Linked DNA regions of Homo sapiens: region 2 is linked to region 1. A link is a loop called in an ENCODE intact Hi-C map of the cell type or tissue named here. Cell type or tissue: B cell. All regions are shown on one strand.

Region 1 (8,000 bases):
ACACTGGTGGATCAGGAAGTGGATTGCAACTCTGGCTGTATATAAGAATCACATGACGAGCTTAAAATAGCTCTTCTAGATCACAATAAACACACACACACACACACACATCTCTGGCCCAGGAATCTGTAGTTTATAAAACTCCCCAGGAGATTCTGACACTCCTTGTATTAAGAACCATTGCCAACCCCTCCCCTTTCCTAGAAAGAGTAAAAACACTTGCTGAGGTAACTTACCACTTGAGAATAACTGTTTCATGTGCTCACAGGTCCATGAGTTGTCAATACCAGTTACCAACTTTAAACATAAAAGGTTGAACCAAGCTGAATGGCTTCAAAATGAAAAGTTAAAGCAGTGACTTTAAATGCCATCACCTACAGAGACACCAATAAGAATAGGTGTGGCACTGCACATGTACTCTGACATCTAGTATCAGATAAAAGACAGGCTGGAACTATGTGCACAGGAGGCATGATCAACTGCATCCCATTTTAAACCCACTGCTAATGCCCTGGTGACTAGCAAAGCTATGCATATGTAAAATATTTTCCAAAAGCAAGTTCTCAATTTCAATTTAACCTCGTACATAAGGTATTCCTTCAGATGTAATGAATTTATGTTTGCAAAGAACTCTGGGTGCACACTAAAGTTCAGGTTCATTCCTTCTATGTTGGAGGAAATATGGGAAGGTTAGAGTCAGTCAATACCATTCTTTTTGTTTTGTTTTGTTTTGTTTTTTTGAGACGGAGTCTCGCTCTGTCACCCAGGCTGGAGTGCAGTGGCACAATCTCCGCTCACTGCAACCTCCGCCTCCCAGGTTCAAGTGATTCTTCCACCTCAGCTGCCCGAATAGCTGGGACTACAGGTGCGTGCCAGCACGCCCAGCTAAGTTTTTGTATTTTTAGTAGAGAGGAGATTTCACCATGTTGGCCAGGCTGGTCTCAAACTCCTAACCTCAGGTGATCTGCCCACCTCAGCCTCCCAAAGTGCTGGGATTACAGGTATGAGCCACCAAGCCTGGCCCCATTCTTACTTGTCATGTCTCAGGCATAATCCATTGCACTTGCCAAGAAATTGCCTTTACATTGCCTCCTGAAAGACCTAATTAAGACTATTCTTTCTCGCTTTTAGATGTTATGCCCTCTTATCTGTTTTAAAATGCACATTTTGCACGACAGTACTTTCCGTAGCTCCTGAGACCCTTACCATCAGCTTCTTCTACTTCAAAGTATCTGTAGTTGAAATGGATAGTAGGAGCATGAGGATTCTTGGGGTGGATAACAGAGCTCACGCCCATAGCACAAAATGGCAATTTACCTGGAAAGTAAAATATGAGTCATGAGCTATATTCAGTTACCTTGAATGCCTTGATACAATTTCACTCTAATATGATTTCCAAGTCAATTTTCAAAAGCTGCTTTTTAATTTGTCACTTAAAAACATAATTTTAAAAAAGTATTTGTCAACGTGCGGCATATGAACCCGAATGGCTTTTTTCAGAAGCAATATTTATTTTATAAATAAAACTTGTGGGCAAAATAAGGTTTGCAGGGACTATTAGAGACTATCAAGACTGTCTGATTTACCATCTTTAGTCTTCAGAACTTTTCCTCTGCTTCTCATTTGTTTTGCAGCTTCCTCTGAAAGATTTCCATGAACAACAGAAATGCTCACCCCAGCCTTTTCGAAAACACACCCATCTTGAAGTACACAGCTGATGCCGCCACCTCCTGTGTATAGAAATGTAAAAAAGGAGAGAATGTAAGAGTATGTGCAAAACTGAAAGCAACACTTGCATGAAGATGGTTATTTTCCCGTTTCCCAAATCTTTTATATCAGTGTATTTATCATTTTATGTACAATACAATTAGATAACTAGCTTAGCTTTATGACATATGCTATTAATATTGGGCAAATACTAGACCTTCTCATATCACTAAACTGAATATTTCTTCAACATTCTCCTGCCATCATCTAAAATAAATCACTGGAATATTCTCCCTTCAGATTCTACTGTTCAGAATGGCATCTATCAGTTATGATATATGAGAGAAAGCTAAGGTTAAAAATAGGAATGGGTAGACTTGAAGGGTGTTCTATTATTACTGAATTTAAGAGATCTATATTGTTTCAAAAATTTCTTTCTCAGTGGGCTGCTTGCCTTTTAATTTACAAGCAATTAAGAAACAGTAGGTAATCAAATTCTGAAGGGATTCAGAACCTTAGAGTGAGTGAGACGCACATTAGTATTCACGTGTATCAGCCTTACTAATTTTTTTTCTTAAGGTATTAGGGTCACTGCAAGGGCAATGTTTCATGAAAGTTCATGTTTGGCTTGTTTTATTTCTAAGAACATTTAGAGCTGGATGGGACATAAGATGATCCAGTACAACCCTCATATATTCCAAATGAGAAAACTGAGGACCAGAGGGGCAAAACATCTTATCCAAGATCAAACTGCTGACAAGTGGCTGCAACAATTTGTCTAAATGCTGTCTATGCTTCAGACAATATTCTAAGCACTTCACATATATTCCATCCATATATATATATATATATGTATATGGATATATATATATATATATGTAGTATGAGGATTAAAAGAGATGAAATACATATATATTTCATAGATGGGAAAACAGCCATAAAAAAGTAACTTCTGAGGATCACACAGCTGGTCTAGTACTTGAGGTTGTGTCCTGGTTCAGTGGTCTTTGCTTGAAAACATAAGATGGAAAACTAGACTGAACTTCATTTAATATAGATGTGTCAGTATCACAGCTCAAAATCTGCCGGTGAGAAGCTGCTGTTGTATTTCCAGCTAGGAAAAGTCAGGAATCTTTCAAGTTTCCACTCAAGATGTGGGGTTTCACTGTATGGGCAACAACATGGTCATGAATGTACGCCTCTACGAGAACTGGGTTTTGATGCTCAAGTATTTTGATATTGGAAGAGAAGATTTTCCTAGCAGGAAATCTGATGCGTGCATTTGGTAGTGCTACTGAGAAACGAATCAAATATATCTTGTGTAACAGTAAAAAGAAGTGGGAAGATTCTGACACAATGACATCCTGGCTGGAGGAGTTTAGCCGACACTTAGCGCACAGGAGATGAGTTCTTTCCATCTCCTAAAGAGGAAAAAGGGCAAATTCACCCAGAGAAGGAGAGAAAATGTGTTCCATAATCTATTGAAATTTATGTTCAGTAACGAACTTTGGACATCTAAGCTTGTTAGCTGCAAATACCCCTTAAGAGTTCTACAAAAAAATGCTGCTACGGAATTGCAAAGATTTTGAAATGCAGTACTACAGTGACAGCTGATCCGGGTCCATACCTGCAAGCAGAGGGCTAGTGACCCTTTCGTGTCCATCTTTTTATCAGCGGCCTCTAACCAAGCGGCCTCTCTGTGGGTACCCCCTACCTACCCCATCCCATATTGTGAACTATTATATTTTCTGTCTGCAACCTGGAACCTGACCCTTTTTCCCTGTCTCCAACTCCCGCCAGGGGCCGGCCTCCTTACCTTCCTTCCTCTCCCACCGGTCCACAGAAAAGTTGGCGCCCCCGTCTACCTGTGCCAGAGCCTGGCACACCTGGGCCTGGGTCTCCAGAATCAGCAGCTCCATCTTGGTCTTCATGTCGCCCGGCCTCCTTCGCAGCTCGCCCAGGTCGGTCACAGGCGGGGCCATGAAGCTGCTGCAGCGGTGGGCCAGCTCATCCTCCTCCTCCTCCGGCCTCCCCAGCGAAGTGGCCCGCGTCCCCGAGGTCTTAGGCAACATCTCCGCCCGCTGCACATGCCCGAAGGCGGCGGTGGCCAGCCCCACCAACCCCGCCAGCGCCGCGGCCAGCCCTGTCCCCACCCAGGGGCCGCCTCTCGACGTCGAGCCGTGCCCCAGCCCGCGGCTCTGCTCCGTGCCAGCCGGGCCAGGGGGCCGGCAGACGCGTCCGGCTGCGCTGCGCTGGGACCAGGCTCGGAGCCCTCCGCCGCCGCACTGGGACCAGGCGCGGGGCCCTCCGCAGCCGCCCCGCGCCACGAGCCAGCAGGGGCCCGAGCTCAGCCTGCCCAGCTGCAAGGCCATGTTCCCGCACTATCACCTGGAGCAGTGCCTGCGTCCCAGAGCCCTGCGTTTGAGCCCCCCACCCAGACCCCCGGAGTATTGAGCCGGCGAGCTGCACAGGCGGAAAGAACCTTTCGAGAAGAGCCGCTGCAGCGTCGGGCTCCGGAGGCGGGGGCGGGAACTGGGGCGCGCTGGGAGCTGTAGTCCGGATCCTATCGCCGCCTGCGGCGTCCCTGCGCGGGGCGGGAGATAAGAATCCGACGCGCCCAGAAGGGCTGGTCCGAAGGGAAGAGAGTGGGGCGGGGACGGTGCTGTGGAAGGGACGGGAGAGATAAAAGAGGCTTTCTTGTCACGTACAACCTCGGGTCGGCTGTTTACTCAGCCAAGGAGAGAAGATAGAGTAGGGCTGGGAGGCTGAGGGCGGACTGGGGCGGAAATGTGGCAGAGATCCCAGTCCCGCTTACATTTTCAAACAGGATTTGCGAATACAGAGCCTGGCTCAGGATCTGTATAGACCCGCCCTTCGCCCTGGGTCCTGGTCCTCTAGAGTTTTTAGAGGGGATGGGCAGGCTGGGAAACTCTTTGCTGAAGGATGGTTTTCTAAAGAGAGTGGGAGAAGCTAGTAATGGACTCGGAAGAGAGTCGAGGAGAAGACTTTCTGTGATCGAGTCCACATCACAGTTCTGTCCTTAAGATTTCCCCAGGCTGGGGCCGGGCGCGGTGGCTCAAGCCTGTAATGCTAGCATTTTGGAAAGCCGAGGCGGTTGGATCACATGAGGTCAGGAGTTCGAGACCAGCCAACATGGTGAAACCCTGTCTCTACTAAAACTACAAAAAAATAGCCGGGCGTGGCGGCGTGCACCTGTAGGCTCAGCTACTCGGGAGGCTGAGGCAGGAGAATCGCTTGAACCCGGGAGGCAGAGGTTGTAGTGAGCCGAGATCGCACCACTGCACTCCAGCCTGGGTGACAGAGTGAGACTCTGTCTCAGAAAAAAAAAAAAAAAAAAAAGGTTTCCCCAGGCCTTGCTTCTATAGTGCCTACTTGATTATTTTAGAAAAAGGAAAAGCAACGTGACTGTTTTGGTTAACCAGTAGAAAATTCCTGACTTGGTGTGTTTTGGTGATTAACAAATAAGAATTTAAAAAATAGTTATTCTACTACTGTAGGGTGCTCCCAAATATTGCTCACGTTTAATACTTACAACAACTGCTACAAACTAGGCAAGGCAAATATCCACACTTCCTCCTACTCTGTCTCCCTTCCCCCACCCTTTAAAGAAATGAGGAAAGAAGCTAATAGATTTGACAGGCAGGTCTTTGTCTCCCCTGTAACCATACCACAGCTCCATGGTTCCTGGACGTAAAAGTGTGAGAACTATTGTCATGGGCTAATTTGTCCCATAAGTCTCCGGGATGATTTTAATTTCTAGTAGTAGATAATAATTTAAGCCACTGGTAGCTTTTCCCACAAGTGTTTTCTTTGTGGCAGGATGCACTGATGGAACTTCAATGGCTTTTGAGTCAGATCAATTGGCATCTTGTCCACACACAACTGTACCTGGCAGCTCTCACTGGGACATGATGTTAGCAAGGTGGGTGTGCTTGCCGAAGCCTCACCACTGAGAATCTGTGAAAAGTAAAGGCTTGGATTGAGAAGTGACTAAGCGACTTTTAGGGAAGAAAAACAATTAGCTTTTGGTCATAGTGCAACCTGCCAGGAGGCCAAGTTAGAAGTGGAGGAAGGGAAATAAGAATTGTCATTGTAGGAAGGGTTGATGGCCTCTACTGGATGCCTGTGATGGGGTTGGGCTGGGCCTGGTGATGATAAATGAACCTCATCAAATGAAAAGGAACCTCCCTGGTACGTTTATTTGTAAGAAACCCCCTCATTATTGCTCTAATTCTGCTAAAAATACCCATAAAGTTAGTAAAGCCCATAAAGTTAGTTAAAGCTAAGTAAGAACAGACTGTTTTGAACATTTGCCCGGTCACAAAGGCTGATCCTGAGCAAATTGCATACTAGATTCCAGGTTTCCATCCCTCTCATCCTTAGCCTCTCTATACGAAGGGCCTCACTCCTTTCTTCCTCTGGTTCCTAGCACCCTCCCTACTGGCAAACTGTTATTCAATGCTTAAGAAAGGCTTCAATAACTTTGTTAGTGTGAGTTTAAATCACCTTTCTGGAGGTTCAAATTGTTCCCAAGTGGGATACTTATATTTAAGTTGTATTTGTCGGTATGGGGGAAGAAAAAAAGACATCACCTATCTAAGTAATTTCTTACATCAGAAAACTAGTTGGGACAAATAAAAAGTTTCTAATAAGTTGTAGAAAGTAAAGTGTAAAGTAGAAGTTCTTGTCTGTTTTTTAGCTTAGTTTCTTGCATTGCTTTCCAACTATTTTTTATGTGACCCTATTGCAAAGATGATTCTGCCTAGCCTTATAGGTATTAGTACATAAACATCATTTTTCAAACTCCACATGCTTCTCAGAATCCTTACGAACTTTTTCCTAAAGCCCTGTTGAACATAACTTATTTTAGGCCTGCTGGTGCATGTTAGAGAGAGTTCTAATGTTTATCCCTCTGGTAGCTTTACTGCCTTCTAACAACACACACACACACACACACACACACACCTAGAATTCTCACTATTTTTACTAAACTATACTATTTTCAACAATTATAAAATTCTGAAAGCCAAAGTTAAGAAATGTATTACCAAATTCACTCAGTTCTGTTGCTTTCAGATAGATACAGAAACTCAGGCTAATTAGTAACAAAATATTGCTGAAAATCTGTGTTTGCCTTGGCATCCTTCTGCCCAACTCATCAGAAATTTTGGTGGGGTGATGGGAGGGGGGTGGTAGGATTACCAAGGAAGTAGAATTTTTAAAATGTTAATTCATTTTTTTCTCCTAGAATTTGTATTTTAAACTTTTAGGTCTATAGTAGCAAATGCTTACATAGATTATTAAAATAATTGGTTCTTAAAGCTGTTTATATTTATAGTCTAAATATCCAATGCAATTTAGTGTTGTCAACTTGCTTTTTCTTTAACTGGTGTAATTTTGAAATTATTTTTTCACAAAGGTATAGATACCATTTCAGGGAGGTTTTATGAAAGGGACTAACTCATGGTACCTATCCTTTCAGTCCCTGTGGCTTCTCCCTAATTCTTCCCTATAGTAATATTGATGTAATGTCTGGAGTTGCAGCAACCATTTTGTGACTAAGACTCTGAAAGTCCCATGTAAAAGTTTGCAGAGCAGTCAGAAAGAAGGAACCTTGGTCCTGATGACATCCATGAGCAAATGCACCAGCACTGGGCCACTAACCTTTGAACTTCTTGTTATATGAGAAAAAATAATTTAAAGAACTGTCTGCCAGGTGTTTTGTTGCAGCTTAAGCCTTTCTGATATAGACTGTTTCCCACCTTGGTTCAAATACCTACCATGGGACCAACCAATAAAAAATAGCCATGAGTGAAAAAATGGGATCATGTAAGAACATGGACTCTCCCGTTAGTGTTTTGGGGTAGGGAAGTTGGAGATATCATGTGGGGTATCATTTCTAGACAAAGGGAAATGTGATGAGCAGAAAGTACCATAAATGCCCACCAGAGGGAGAAATTTTTGAATATGATTCTAGGGTTTTGAGCCTACATATCTAAGATTAACAAAAATAGGGAACTTAGAAAGAAGAACTAGCAGGTACAGAGCAGGAGTTTATAGGGAGGACAGGAGATAATCAGTTTGATAGAGACAATTCTTAATAGAAGTATTCCCACCAGTTTAGCTAAAGCTCTCTGGCTGTTCCATTTGCCCAGATACAGGAGCTTCCTGGCCACTCCATCCCTTCAGTATAAAATGCTCTTACCATCCATTCTCAGAGTCTTAAAAATGTTATGGGCCAACCAAAAAGGTGGGTCATTTGAGAAGATGCT
Region 2 (8,000 bases), 830 kb before region 1:
TAACTTGTCATGAAGCTATTTATTATTAATTAAGGATTTAACTCTGTACCCATCTGCTCTTACAAAAGGGGAAAAAGATTTATCTATGAGAATAGGGAAGTATAGCACTGTTTTATGTTTTTCTCTTTAGTATTCTGTCACCATTTAAAGCTTCAATATATGCCTTCCACTCAGGTTCCTGACACAGCCTACATTCTCTTTTCTGGTTATAATCACAATATGGTAGAGCTATAAACAAGGTAAAAAGGTGTTAACAATTGAACTGCAATCCTACCTATTATCTACTTTACTATAGCAGTGAAGTAGTCCAGACTTATTTGAAGGTGGTACTATTTTTATCTTACAAAAATCTACTATAATATTAATAACTTTCCATGTAAATTTTCATGTGCTGGCATGCTTACAAGTTAATAGTGTTATAGAATGCTCAGCTCTCAATATGAGGGGTTGTTTGTGGTGAATTGCATAACATATGTCATCTATTTGCTGAAAGAATATGCTGTTTAGCAAACTACCTGCTGAGCAACATAATAAGATTTTTGTACAAGGTACAAATTACTAATTATTGTATTTTATTTTTCTATGATTTCCTAAGAGGCATTATCAGGGTCTTACAGATGGAGTAAGCCTGTTTATTAAAATATCTATTGGCAAATAAAAGTTACAGCTTTGGTGGTTGAATTTGTGACTTTTTTGTATTGTTGTATTTATGCAGATCTAATGCAATTTATTTTTTGGTCTAATAAATCTAGATGCTGTTTAGATAATTTAGTAATTCTGGATGCAAAATCATAGTTGTAAATTTTTTAAATAATGTCATTAGGTTTAGACATAAATTCACAGAAATCACTATAAAAAACTAGTAAATATTTTTGTAGCGATTTTATATTGGAAAATATTTTGTGAGATTCAAGTAAATTAAAGTGTTCATTGCAGAGGCAGTACTGCACAGAAATTGCAGATGAAAAAAGGGTACACATAACATCAACTGTTGAAACACAGCTTTAGACCAAAGTTTACACCAAAAAGTTGCAGTAAGTTATAAATCAGGGATTATCTATATTCTTTTAAAAGTTGCTGGTGAGAAAATAACGCTAAAGTATCCTGAATTAATCAGAACAGTGCTGTGTTCATTATATCTGACTCTTTTCTTTTTTATAATTTTCTTACTACAGTTCTAAAAGCCAGTATGAAATTAAAACTGGTGAGAAGGTACCTAAAATTATCTTCTGTTATGGTTAAGTGGCTTTAAGAAAATCACGTAGCATTTTTAAAGCTTGTTATTGTCATAATAAAAAAGAGTCAAACTAACTTCTTAAATCAAGCGAAACAATTGTATCTCAGCCTCTGAATGTACTCGTGAGAGGAGTTTCAGTTGACAAAGCACCAAAACAGCAGAATCAACCATATGAAATATTTATATGTATTTATTTTTAATAGAGATGGGGTCTCCAACTTCTGGCCTCCGGAGATCCTCCTGCCTTACTTAGCCTCCCAAAGTGGTGGGATTACAGTGTGAGCCAGTGTGCCCAGCCTTTATGTTTTTTGTTTTGTTTTGTTTTTGAGTGCAGGGTCTCACCCTTTTGCCCAGGCCAGAGTGCAATGGCACAATCTCAGCTCACCGCAACCTCTGCCTCCCCGGTTCAAGCGATTCTCCTGCCTCAGCCGCTTGAGTAGCTGGGATTCCAGGAACGTGCCACCACACCCGGCTAATTTTTGTATCTTTAGTGGAGATGGGGTTTCACCATGTTGGCCAGGCTGGTCTTGAATTCCTGACCTGGTGATCCACCTGCTTCAGCCTCCCAAAGTGCTGGGATTACAGGCGTGAGACACCGGGCCTGGCAGCCTTTATGTTTTTTTAAGTTTAATATTTTCAAGGCTAACATTTTTTTCTAGATTATTTTACTGCTTTATTTCATAACATTTATCTCTAGTAATAAGCCATCTATCAACTATACTTATCTAAGATAACGATTTGACTAGCTACATTTTTGTAGAAGAATTATCTATCTGCCTTGTTTTCCTGAAAAGTTGGATGCTCAATATGTCCATTTTATTTCCAGTTTTCACCAAATGTTTTATATTAAGCCAAAAGAGATGAACTCAACCTAGAGGCAGAAAATATCAACTTTTAGCAGGAAAAATTGAGTCTGTCCATGAAAGTTTTCTGAAATATAACATTTCTGCCGATCGCTAAGAAAAAAAAATGTTATATTTTGGCCGCAAGCACATTAGCTTCCATCTCTTACAAGTAAGTCACAACACCCAGGCACACAGAAAAGTGTTCAACACCTCCCTGTCAATGCATTCACGATTAGAAGTTCAGAAGTTAAAGAACCACCATAGTTACGGTTTGGGTCAATTTTGTTTACACAATAAAAAGCTCAAGACAAAAGAAGACAGGACATTATTTATTGAACAATAAATATGTGCCAAACATCTGTATTTCTGTTATCTTTAATACTCAGAACTACCAGATAAGATAAATACTATATTTTTGAAGGTGAGGATAGAAGCACGGAGAAGGGTAAATTGGGCTAAGACCACACAGTAAGAAAGAATGTATTTCCATACTCCATTTTTACAAGGACATTTATATGTTGATATGCATCCATAGGGTCTTTGTTTTGTTTTTGTCTTTCAACAAGAATCACTAATCCAGAGCCGCTTTTGTTTTTTCGCTGTAAAAATGACAATTACATTTGGAAATTTGGAGAAGTGACAAAAGATAAATCACCCCATAATCACACGCTTACAACCGTCCCCCCTACCATATTACTTTGAAATAATTCCTTCTAGTCTCTTTTTGCACCCTCCTAGTCCATTTAATAGGCCAAATGAATTGACAGGCCAAAGAACAGGCAGTGCAGTAAACATACACTAGCTAGTTGAAAAGGGTCGCGCGGTGGGGGGCAGGGGGTCGGAAATCCTACACCCATGCAAACAAAAAAAATGAAGAGATACAAACCCCTATTTGAAGAATGAGGCCATTCGCTGGGGGTGAGGTTAGTGGAGTTGGGCAGATTGAAAGGCTAGATCTTTAAAATGACTGCATCTGTAATGTGTCCGTTGGAAAACGCAGTAATAAAAGATGTGGGGAAGGGTATGCCTAAATATTTTCTATTTGAAGACCATTTGTGACTATGACTATAAAATCCAAGTGCAATTTAAGAAGGTGGTCAACTTTAAGTATTGACTATTAATACCTTTCCTGACCACCTGCCGATTTGATTCTGGAGACTGTAATCTACTCACAGGAGATTATGCCTGGTAGAAATCTCTTCGGGAGACCACACAACTAAGAAGCAGGGGTACAGGCATACTTTATTAGCCGAATAACACCTTTTGACTTTTTACACCAGTTCTCCCCTCTACCTTCCTGTATTAACAGTTTTACCTCTACAGGGACTCAGGGTGGGAGGCCTATCAGAACCCAGAGAAGAGTCGGTGCGATGGGCAACTGGGGAACTCCGGCGCACATCTTGCCCCAGGGGGGACAGTATCGTCTTGCAGTCGTTGCCACAACGCTACGCTGGTGCCCGGTAACGACACTCTCCGCGCCACACCCAGCGCCAGCCTCTTGGATCCCCAGGAAGACCAGGGCCGAGCGACAAACACGCAGCACACGCGAACGCCAAACGCTTCCCAGAAAGCTGTGCGCGAGCCTACAACTCCCATGATGCTACGCCGGGAACTGCCCGGCTCCTCGCAGGAAATAGGCAGCTCACCCTGCCACCTGTGCACACATTTTTCTTCAATGTATAGTTCCTCGGCGCGCCTCTGACCTTTTCCCGGAGCTCTTCAATCCCAGAAGCTATAGCACAACGGCTGAATCGCCAGGACCCCCGGGGAGGCGTGGCTTCAGGACCGGAAGAAGCTCCTGTTGCCAAGGGAACGGTGCCTGCCAAGGCGCCTGCTCAGCGACTGATGCACAGACTGCTGCAGAGGCTGCCGGTTTTCCCAACTTCTAGAGACGGCTTTGCTCATTACCAGGCATCCTTCCCATGTAGGCATCGAGAAGAAGGCTGAGGGACCCTCGCACCAGATTTCCATCCCGGAGACCGATACGAGTGCGTCCATTCCTGTTGCCAGCTCCTGCGCCCTCCGGACTAACCTCAAAAACCAGGTATCTCCTCAACGCCGGTTTTTAAAGCCAGCGCCACCCTCTGTCCCCGTCAGTTTTAGAATTCCTCTTTGGTCTTTCCCATGTTTTTCACTCCACGCGTGTAGTTGTTGCTAATGTATGAGAAGTAGAAAAGAAGGTGAGTTATAGAGGCCCTAGAAAACTTACTAAACTGGTTTGGACGTATGTTTGGTTGATGGGTTTTAACAATGCTCAACTTAGACCCGTGTATTGGGGGTGTGTGTGTGTGTGTGTGTGTGTGTGTGTGTGTGTGTGTAAGTGTAATTTAAATTATATCATAAAAAACTGAAAGCCGAATAAGAATGTTTATTTGGGGTAATAAAAGTAGGCAACATTTCAATCAACAAACACTTTACAGAGTTTACTAAGTATCATTCGTGGTGTTTTCTCTGGGCTACCACTCTGTCTCTGCAGCTTACCCTCTAAGCTGTTAACTGTGGATAACATCCTAATTCTTCTGGACTTCTCTGGCAATATGTAATCCTTTAGGAAACAGTCTGTCAGACAATAACCAAGAGAATTTGGCTGGTGTGCAAAGAGAGGGTTACAGTAAGATAAGAAACAAGAAAGGAAGATTGGAGCCAGATTGTGGACAACCTTAAAAGCTGTGCTTGGAAGTTTGAAACTACTGGCTTTATTCTGAAAGCCAGTAGTTCTCAATAGTAACTTCACATCAGAAACACTGGGTAGCTTTTAAAACTACAGATGCCCTGATCTTATTTTCAAAAATTCGGATTCAGCAATTGATTTCAGAGTGCAGCCAGGGTTGAGAATCATGGCTATCAGAGTAGGAAGCTGCAGAAAACAGTTGTGTCTCTCGCTGCACACTTAAGACACGATTAACAAATATTGACTGGCTTCAATTATCTTTTATTTATGCATGCAGAAAGTCAACTTATGGAAGGAAAATTATAACTACTTGAAACGTAGAAGTTTAAAGGCTCTATGATAGTTGTTTATAAAGCAATTTCAATAAATGTGATTACCTCTTTTAGAAAAACTGCCTGCTCTTCTAAATTGTGTGTCCCAAAATATTTCATTAACAAGTATCAAGTGATAATCCATGGAAAAGTGATGGAAAGTCACAATACAAGGTACTGTGAAAAACGAATATTCAAGCATCAGGCTTTAAACACTCAGTGCTTTATAGTAGATGCTTAAAGGGGGGAAAATGTGAGAAGTTGTCGTTTTTAAAACATAAGTTCTAAATTATGAAATGGAGAACAAGATATAAGCATTTATATCAATATGTTTATGCAGTAAATAAAGTGAGTAATAGCAAATTTACTTTGAAATCAAATGGTATGTGTGAATTGCTTCATGACATCAGAAGGTTAATTTAAAATAGATTTTACAAATGCTGGTCCTTAAGCTGTAATTTAAAGAAATGGACTGAATAAGATTTGAATCTCTGATACAAGGAGAAAAGCAGATTGAAGTGGCACAAATGGAAGTACCTGAGGTCAAACTCATCCTTGGGGAAAGACAAACGTGGTTCTGTAATAGGCCTCACCTTTTGGCATGGCACTGTTCCATCTCTTCTCTGCACATCACTGAAATTTAGTTTTGAAATTTCTACCCATAATCATATCCCAAAAGGCCTAAGCAAAATGTTGACTATGCAACCTCCTTTTAGATACAGTTGTCTTGGAAGCCTGTTATTGATAAAGTTGCTGCAGCCTCACATCCTTCAAGGTATGGCCTTGCCTGAAATTGTATGGAATAAAAAGTATTGAAGAAACTGTAATATGACAGGTTGCTTATGCAACCTTAGATGGAGATGAGAATAAGTCAATTTAATGAGAATAAAAACATTAGAGAACTAATGTTGGTGAGTAATGAGAAATATTTGGTACATAGATATATTGTAGCAGTTCCTGCAGCAGTTGGGGGCTGGAAAAAGGGATCTATCTCCCTGTCCTTCTACCACAAAGTAATGGTTTGGGGAGCAATGGACCCAAAGTGAGCTCCTTTGAAAAGTTTAGTTTGGAGACCTGAAGTGTAAATTTAACAGTACCTTAGATGAATATAAACAGCCATAAAGTTACCACATAGCAAGTTTTATGTACACAGCAGTTTTATTTGACTTCCAAATACTTCTATTTTTGGATTGCTGATAGTTTTTTTTTAAGTTTGCATTAGAAAGAATTTTTTTTTCAAAGAATCAATACAATTGAACAAGAGAAATGAACACTTTAGGGACAAGTTAACAAAGAAATTTTTAAGATACTTAAAAAACTAAATTAAAATCTACAATCAGTATTTACTTCCTTATTCTATACTAATACGATAAAGTCCTTTTAAAATAGCACTTAGGAGGATGTTTCAGATAAGTTACAGTTAAAAAACAGATATTTAGTAAGGTTCAATAAATTGAATGTGTGTATGTATTTATGCATAACCTTCTTCACAAAGGGATTTGTGGTGACTTACAAAGATGTATGTATAGGATAAGGGGAAATAAGGATAAGTATTTCAGGATTCTTTGCTTCTACTGAGAGAAAACCCTACTTAAACTGGAAATAACCAAGCAAGCAAAAAAAAAGTGAATTTATTGTAACTTCATATTATTACAAAATATAACAATGGGGCTGGCTTCTGATAAAGATTTAACAGTGGCTTAAATGATATCACCAAAATCTCAAAATCTGTCTGCTTTTCAGATCTGCCTTCTACTTTCTGCCTTCTACATGAACCCCATTGCCCATTCATTGTTTCAGATTTTCTGGAAAGGCTACGGCCTAATTCTTCCATATTTTCAAGTATCACAATTCGCAGACTCCAAATGATACTGAGGCTGACCATGTTTTATTCTTAAATATGATAAATTACAGAGAGAAATGTTGTTATTTCCAAGGCATTGTTCTGTGTTGCCACCTGTTATAAGCTGCAAATCTGCGTGTCAGTTAAGGCTCCTTTCTGGTAATCAGCTTACACTGTGTTTACTAAGTGCAAAGCTACATTGACATAGTTTTCACACTATTATTATGTGTATTTAAATTATTACCTTTTTTTAATACACCTACCAATATTTTCCATAACTTAAGGTGCCTTTGGGTAATATTTTATTTTTTCTTAATTGCAGCTGGTTTGTAAATATTTGAATCACATTATGGGATTGCTAGACAGACTTTCAGTCTTGCTTGGCCTGAAGAAGAAGGAGGTTCATGTTTTGTGCCTTGGGCTAGATAATAGTGGCAAAACGACGATCATTAACAAACTTAAACCTTCAAATGTAAGTATCTTTGTTAGATGCTTTATGTATTTTCTGCTACTAAAGAAAATTAATGTGCAGAATTATGTTATATGACGTTAAAACCGCATATAATCACATTAAGATATTCTGTTAACCTTTCAGTACCTTTAAGTATCCTCAGCCATAATTTGCAGTATATTTTACACAGTAAATTTTAATTATTAAACTGGAATATTATTTTCAAATGTCTTTTCTTTCAAAAGTTCTTCACAGATTTACTGAGTTTACTTTAAATGTCATTGCCTTCTTTTTAGTTTCCTCCTTACAGGAGGAGCAAAACAGAGAAAGGTGAAACATTTTTATAGGTTCTATGGATAATTAGACAATTTTTGAAAGTATAGTATGCATATTAGTAATAGTAAGCAAGATGATTTTAAGCAACAAGTGTATGGACATATTGTAATAACTGAAAAATATATAAAGCTAGCACATTTAACATGTGATGTATAAGTTAAAGTTAAAGTCTGCTGCATATAAAGAAAGCCTATCTAATAGGGCTTTCCTAATTTCTGGCACCAATTCCTGAGCCTTTATGTTTGGACAACTCTCCTGCCTTATCAGAAAAACTGACCTCCAGGTCCAGAGAAAAGTGATTGGCTT

What was found. A loop is a pair of places that touch in the nucleus more often than their neighbours do. Peaks named below come from ENCODE experiments on the same cell type or tissue, not always from the same donor. Only the 100,000 strongest peaks of a DNase experiment are listed, where the experiment ranks them.
Region 2: it touches region 1 in a loop (19-fold over the local background); 7 of 110 quality-filtered maps call a loop at or near these places.

What each region holds. Positions count from the first base shown.
Region 1 is chr3:98,589,426-98,597,425 of GRCh38, forward strand. It overlaps CPOX (coproporphyrinogen oxidase), which reads right to left and starts at 4,186. Exons shown (of 7, transcript NM_000097.7): 1 at 3,524-4,186; 2 at 1,587-1,730; 3 at 1,207-1,317. The coding sequence starts at 4,079. RefSeq lists a silencer at 3,725-4,174 and an enhancer at 4,675-4,724. In B cell, CTCF peaks have their summits at 7,677 (motif pointing right) and 7,889; DNase peaks (open chromatin) are centred at 4,246 and 7,686; H3K4me3 peaks cover 1,710 bases; H3K27ac peaks cover 1,131 bases.
Region 2 is chr3:97,760,852-97,768,851 of GRCh38, forward strand. EPHA6 (EPH receptor A6) reads left to right here. Exons shown (of 18, transcript NM_001080448.3): 18 at 1-681. It overlaps ARL6 (ARF like GTPase 6), which reads left to right and starts at 3,907. Exons shown (of 8, transcript NM_001278293.3): 1 at 3,907-4,126; 2 at 7,230-7,379. The coding sequence starts at 7,257. RefSeq lists enhancers at 3,238-3,739, 3,375-3,914, 3,740-4,239, 3,955-4,064. In B cell, no CTCF peak of the experiment used is centred here; DNase peaks (open chromatin) are centred at 3,750 and 3,870; H3K4me3 peaks cover 1,587 bases; H3K27ac peaks cover 1,609 bases.